Linked DNA regions of Homo sapiens: region 1 is linked to region 2. The links are chromatin loops, found by intact Hi-C in ENCODE. Cell type or tissue: B cell. All regions are shown on one strand. Links, peaks and the distances in the headings refer to the core of each region. The heading gives the core; the rest is flanking DNA.

Evidence for each region. Peaks named below come from ENCODE experiments on the same cell type or tissue, not always from the same donor. Only the 100,000 strongest peaks of a DNase experiment are listed, where the experiment ranks them.
Region 1: a loop joins it to region 2, with 14 times the contacts of the local background. A loop is called at or near these places in 3 of 110 quality-filtered maps.

What each region holds. Positions count from the first base shown.
Region 1 is chr12:124,711,935-124,715,926 of GRCh38, reverse strand. No RefSeq gene overlaps it. Among named protein-coding and RNA genes, the nearest start is that of NCOR2, 150 kb to the right of the region's middle. RefSeq lists enhancers at 1,796-2,440, 2,441-3,086. In B cell, for the core only: no CTCF peak of the experiment used is centred there; DNase peaks (open chromatin) are centred at 2,086 and 2,636; H3K4me3 peaks cover 1,013 bases; H3K27ac peaks cover 1,029 bases.
Region 2 is chr12:124,452,296-124,454,795 of GRCh38, reverse strand. All of the region lies in intron 8 of NCOR2 (nuclear receptor corepressor 2), which reads left to right. Among named protein-coding and RNA genes, the nearest start is that of NCOR2, 110 kb to the left of the region's middle. RefSeq lists enhancers at 1,537-1,596, 996-1,834. In B cell, for the core only: a CTCF peak has its summit at 1,234 (motif pointing left); a DNase peak (open chromatin) is centred at 1,105; H3K4me3 peaks cover 1,143 bases; H3K27ac peaks cover 2,360 bases.

The sequences.
Region 1 (3,992 bases), core at 731-3,230, 260 kb before region 2:
TGCAACATCCCTGTCATCAGCCAGCACTTTGAGCAGGGGACACAGTCAGCACTGTTTGGGATCCCACACTGTGTGTACACAGTGATTATTCCGGCATCGAGGGCAGATAATGAAACCTGGAGTTGTGTGTCTTGAGACACCTCTGCTCACTACTCACTCTCTAGACACCAAGAAAATTCGACTTCCCGCCACGCCCAGCCGGGCCCTGCAATGGGCTCCCAGCTCCTGTGGGTGCAACATGAGCCTGGTAGCTCCCAGGCAAACGCTGAGCAGCAGGCGAGATCATGGTGGCCGCGGTGGCCACAGTCTGTGAGGTCAGAGCTCCCGTTAGGCGTGGGCTATCTATGGGTTTAATAAGCCAAGGCCTTCAGGGCAGGGCCCACAGAGCAGGAATGTCCTGAGGCTCAATATTCCAGCCATTTGTTCCTGTCTGTTGTCTCTCAAACCAGATCCTCTGCCACTTCTGAAGGTCCCTGCAAAAGAGGCTTCTGCCTCTAACCCTAAGCAGCCAGCCCAAGCCTGCCATGTGGAGAGAAGGGGACAGGGAGGCAGGAGTTGCAATCTGTGCCCCGTGTGCCCCCTGTGCCATCACCCTGTACAATTGTGGCCCAGGCAAAGCTCCTCTCTGTACCTCGGTCCCCTTGTCTCAGGAACAGGATCTCTTTCTTTCTTTCTTTCTTTTTCTTTCTTTCCCTTTCCTTTCCTTTCCTTTCCTTTCCTTTCCTTTCCTTTCCTTTCCTTTCCTTTCCTTTCCTTCCTTTCTTTCTTTCTCTCTTTCTCTCTCTCTTTCTTTCCTTCTTTCTTCCGTCTTTCTTTCTTTGTCTCGGGAACAGGATTTCTTTCTTTCTTTTTTTATTTTATTTATTTATTTTTTTGAGATGGAGTCTCGCTCTTGTTGCCCAGGCTGGAGTGCAGTAGCATGATCTTGGCTCACTGCAAACTCCGCCTCCCGGGTTCAAGTGATTCTCGTGCCTCAGCCTCCTGGGTAGCTGGGATTACAGAAACGCGCCACTACACCCAGCTAATTTTTGTATTTTTAATAGAGACAGGATTTCACCACATCTGCCAGGCTGGTCTCAAACTCCTGATCTCAAGTGATCCACCTGCCTTGGCCTCTCAAAGTGCCGGGATTACAGGTGTGAGCCACCGCGCCCGGCTGAGAACAGGGTTTCGTCTATTTCTCATTAAGTTGCTGATGGCTCCCTTTCAGGATTCACCGCCACAACCAGGCCTCCCTGGCACCTTGTTTTAAATCACAGCCCTCCTGACCTAGATCCAGGGCCCCAGAAGCAGAGCCAGAGAGAGAGGTTTTTACAGGAGAGGGAGGGAGGGCGGCCTCAGCCTGGACCCACGGGGGGCTCTGATATGTGAACTCCACCAGGGTTTGTCCCATCTGTAGCCAGGTGGGTCAGGATGTGTGTGTGTGTGTGTGTGTGTGTGTTTTGTTTTTTGTTTTTTGCATTATTTTTGAGACAGGGTTTCACTCTCTTGCCCAGGCTGGAGTGCAATGGTACCATCACAGCTCACTGCAGCCTCCACCTCCAAGGATCAAGCGATTCTCCTGCCTCAGCCTCCTGAGTAGTTGGGACTACAGGAGTGTACCACTGTGCCTGGCTAATTTTTTTATTTTTTGTAGAGACTAGGTCTCACTATGTTGCCCAGGCTGGTCTTTAACTCCTGGCCTCAAGCAATCTTCCTGCTTTGGCCTCCCAAACTGCCAGGATTACAGGCGTGAGCCACTGCATCCAGCCTTGCTTTATTTTCAATTGTGGTAAAATACACATAACATAAAATGTACCACTTTAGCCATTTTTAAAGGTACAATTCAGTGGTATTAAGGACATTCACAGTGTTGCTTGACCATCACCACTCTCCTGTTCTGAAAGGTTTTCATCACTCCAAGCAGACTCTGTCCCCATTAAGCAATAACTGTCATTCCCGTCCCCCAGCCCCTGGTAAGCGCTAACGTACTGTCTGTCTCTGTGAATCCGCCTGCTCTAGGCACTTTATTTAACCGGAATCATGCATCTGGCTACTTTCACTTAGCATCGTGTCTTCAAAGTTCATTTACGTTAGAGCCTGAGTCAGAATTTCCTTCCTTCCCGCCGCACTTTCATTTTGAATAGACTTTACTTTTCAGAGCAAGTTGAGTTCACAGGAGTGGCATTCCTCTTCACGGCTCAACAATATCCCCTGCATGGAGGCGCCCCTCGTGTTATTTGTCATCTCCTGATGGGCACTTGGGCTGTTCCTACCTTTTGGCCATTGTGACTGGTGCTGCTGTGAATGCCTGTGCACCAGAATCTTTCCTAGTCCTTCCTCTCAGGGGGCCAGGCTTCTGCCCTCCCCTCCGTCCTGCTCCCCGTGTCAGTCTGTTTTGGTCACTGGCTGTGGCCTGGGAGACACTCCCACTTGGATGAAGGCAGTCACCCCCGGCGGTGCTCAGGGTGGAAGGGGGCCAGCAGGGGAATCCGGGTGGTGCCAGGAGTGCCCTGCATCTCCCCGTTCCTCCTGCCTTCCCTGCTTTGCTACCCCCAGTACTTCTCACCTTCTGACACCCCCGGCATGTGCTGACTTCTTGGGCTTCTTGTCTACTTCCCCCTAGAAAGCACCCAAGGCCTGGGGCTGTGCCTGTTTTGTCACGGCTGGACCCACCCTTCCTGATACACAGTCAGGCTCAACAAATATGCATGGGATGAATGACTAGCACGCGCGCACACACGATCTCTTGGAATTCTCGCCGAAACTGTGATGTCACTGCTGCCGTCATCCCCATTCTACAGAGAAGGAAATGGAGGCTCAGGAACGTTGAGTGAATTCCCCAAGGTCACAGAGCTTGCGAGCGGCAGAGCAGAGACAGGGGTGCAGAGCTGCCCCACGCCTAGCACTTCCCAGCCGGAAGGCTTGGCCTGTCTACATGATGAGCTGGACACCTGTCAAACACATGTCACTCACACTAATTCGACTCTGCGTCTTTGGAGAGAGAGAAACTTCGATACCCAGCCAATGGCCAGGCCATTGCGCTCAACTAGTGAGGGTGAGGACCTAAGTGTGCAGTTTCCACAATTGCGTCCCTTCTCTCGTGCCCCTCTTTTTTATAATAAAAAATAATTTTAAATCCCAGCACTTTGGGAGGTTGAGGCAGGCAGATCACTTGAGGTTAGGAGTTTGAGTTCATCCTGGCCAACATGGTGAAACCCCATCTCTACTAAAAATACAAAAATTAGCTGGGCATTGGTGGCGGACGCCTGTAATCTCGCTACTCAGGAGGCTGAGACAGAAGAATCACTTGAACCCGGGAGGCAGACATGGCAGTGAGCTGAGATCGCAACACTGCACTCCAGCCTGGGTGACAGAGTGAGATTCTGTTTCAAAAAAAAATTTTTTTTTTAATTTAATTTTTTAGATACAGGGTCTCACTGTCACCCTGCCTGGAGTGCAGTGGCATGATCGTAGCTCACAGCAGCCTCGAACTCCTGGGTTCAAGCTATCCTCAGCCTCTCAAGTAGCTGGGACCACAGGTTTGTGCCGCTATGCCCAGCTAATTAATTAATTTTTTTTTGTAGGGACAGGGGTCTCACTATGTTGCCCAGGCTGGTCTTGAACTCCTGGCCTCAAGTGATCTTCCCACCTGTCAGCCTCCCAAAGTGCTGGGACTACAGGCTTGAGCTACCGCACCCAGCTAATTCACGCCCCTCTTAATGCGAGCATCTCAACACGCTGACGGAGACCCTAGCTGCCAAAGTTACACATTGAGAAAAAATCTACGTGCTGGGCGAGGTGGCTCACGCCTGTAAGCCTAGCACTTTGGGAGGCCGAGGAAGGTGGATCACCTGAGGCCAGGAGTACTAGACCAGCCTGGCCAACATGGCAAAACCCCATCTCTATTAGAAATACAAAATTTAGCCAGGCATGGTGACGGGCGCCTGTAATCCCAGCTAGTTGGGAGGCTGAGGCAGGAAAATCGCTTGAAGCCTGGAGACGGAGTTTGC
Region 2 (2,500 bases), core at 1-2,500:
CGTGGAATTGCTAGATCCTCTGTTAACCCTGTTTAGCCCCTTGAGGAACTGCCCAACTGTTTTCCAAAGTGGCCGAAAAGTGGCCGTACCATTTTACATCTCCACCAGTAAGCTGCCTCTTGCCTCGGTTTCTCCTTTTCTGCCAAATAGGGATGGCAGGGTTGGATGAAGTTCCCAAGCATTTCCAGATTTCCGGGTCCTCCCGCTCCCGTTTCCTGATTGGTCCCCGGGGGCCTCCTGGGGGAAAGGGCCTGTGTCTTAGGGCCCGAGGAACACAGGCGAGGAAGCCCCTGTCCGTGGGAGTCTGTGGGCAGATGGGGGTGGGCAGCTGCTGGTGTCAGAAGCTTTGGAACCAGGGACCCCACAGTGAGTCTTCTCTGGTTCTTTGGAGACAAGGGGACGGGGTTGTCTTCCACTTGGGGATCTCAGAGCAGAGGCTTCCACAAGGCTGATGGCACAGGAGGCTAAGATCTAGTGTTTGGACTCTTGAAGGCCCCTGGCTTGGTGCCAGTCAGTGGGGACAGGGAGGACGCCTCACAGAGCTGTTGCCGTCCCATTTTCTGGATGAGGCTCAGTGAGAGGAGTGCCTTGTGCCGGGCCACACAGCAAGAGATGAGGCGTGGAGGTGTGCTGAGCCCCTGGGAGAGCGGCCGGCCAGTTCTGCACAGATCTGCCAGGCCCGAGTGGCCACAGGCATCCTCCAAGCAGAGGCAGCTGCATGGTGCACCCTCTGCAGGGTCCTGTCTACCAACTGGGTGCCAGAAGCCCGGGCCAGGGACGGCCTGAGGTGCTGTGGGTCACAGAGTCCAGTTCCCAGGGTGTCTTCCATCAGAAGCTGCAGTTCCAACGCCCCTCCCCTCGGCAGGGACGGATCCCTGTGGCCTTCCTGGAGGAATTTGCATTGGAAAGGATGAAAATAGCACCAGAGGTGCTAACCAGGGGTCGGGGGCACTGAGATGGTGGGGCACGGCCCCTCCAGCCCAGCTGTGGGGACTGGACCAGGCTGGGAGCGGGCGCAGTGGTGGAGGGCGTGCCCAGCAGCCCCGACCTCTCTGCCGCTTTGAGTCATTGCTTCCTTCCTGTTCCAAGGCGTTATTTTAAGAAGCTGGTGTCACCAGCGGGTTGAGGGCTGGGGCTGTCACTTCATTTATTGCCAGCTCAGGCCGCCTGGGACTCTGGCTCTTCCTGGTGGCCCTGCTGGCTGGCTCAAAGCCCGAGGGGGGCCGCCTCCTCCCTGGCCCCTGCTGGCTTTCTTAGTCACCACCATGCCTCATCTCTGCCTGCGCCCTGCGTCTGGCACCTGCTCCCCTTTGCCCTCTTTCTGCCCTCTGAGTGGCTGTGCCTCTGATTTTAGAGGAGACGGAGGCTGAGCAAGAGAGAGCTGGACCTTGGGGCCTCCTGGGTGCCGCCCCTACCACCCCAGGCTCCACACGCATCTAGGCCTCGATTCCCTCACTGGCGTGAGTCCCCCCAGGGGTCATTTCTCCCGGGAGGATAAGGCCTGGGGGTGAGGGACAGGGGCCAGCCATGCCCCCCAGCCTGTGTGGCTGTGGAGGTGCCTCATGGCCCCATGTGGGGACCCCGGCTAGCCTGGGCTGGGAGCCGCCAGGCCTTTGTGCAGCCCTCTCTGCAGAGGATGAGGGGGATGTTGGGGAGTCCCCTCGGGCCCTGCGTCCCCTCAGCAATGCACCTGCCAGGACATGTCACTGTCCCTCCCTCCCCCCACTCCCTTCTGGGCTTTCCAAGATGGCTGTCCTCAGCCTGTTGCCATGGCGGTGCACGGCATTCCAGGCAGCTCTGGGCCCAGAGCCTCCCCTGGGCTCCTGGGGTTCAGGGGCCTCGGGGAGTGGCTGGTGAGTGCCTCCCAGGGGGGCAGTTCCTGTTTAGAGGCCGCAGCACCCCACAGTATCCTCAGTCCTTCGGGGCCTTCGCCTTGTGGGCCCCTCACCGATGGCCGCCTTGAGAAGCAGGGGCTGTGTCCCTATCTACAGGGCAGGGGAGGAGGCCACCAAGTGGAAGTGGCCTTCCTCCCCTGTGGCTTTGGTGGGTTGGAGGCTGACCGGGCTCTTGCTGCCCCCGGGAGCCGGTCCTGCATTTCTGCACCCGCCCTGTGCCGCAGAAGCACTGTCCCCTCTGCCCACCTCGCCCTCCCAGGGCTGCGTGCTGTGGGCTTCCAGCCCCTTTCTGGCCCCCTTCGGCTGTTTGCTATCTTTAAAACCAAAACAAGACAAACACCAAATTTCACCAAGTCTGAAATTTTCTGGGCTATCCAAAATTTCCGTGAAGTAGGTCCTCTTTGACCTACACCCATATTCCAGATGAGGAAACCGAGGCTGGAGTGTTGAGGGCACTTGTCCAAGCTCACAGCTAGTGAGGGAGGAGGCACCATTTAAATTGGGGCCTATCTGTTTCCAAAACCCGAACCTTTAAGTGATGTCCGCTTGCACCTGGCCTGCATTTGATTGGCATGTGGGGAACATAAAGGAGCCAGTGTGGTTGC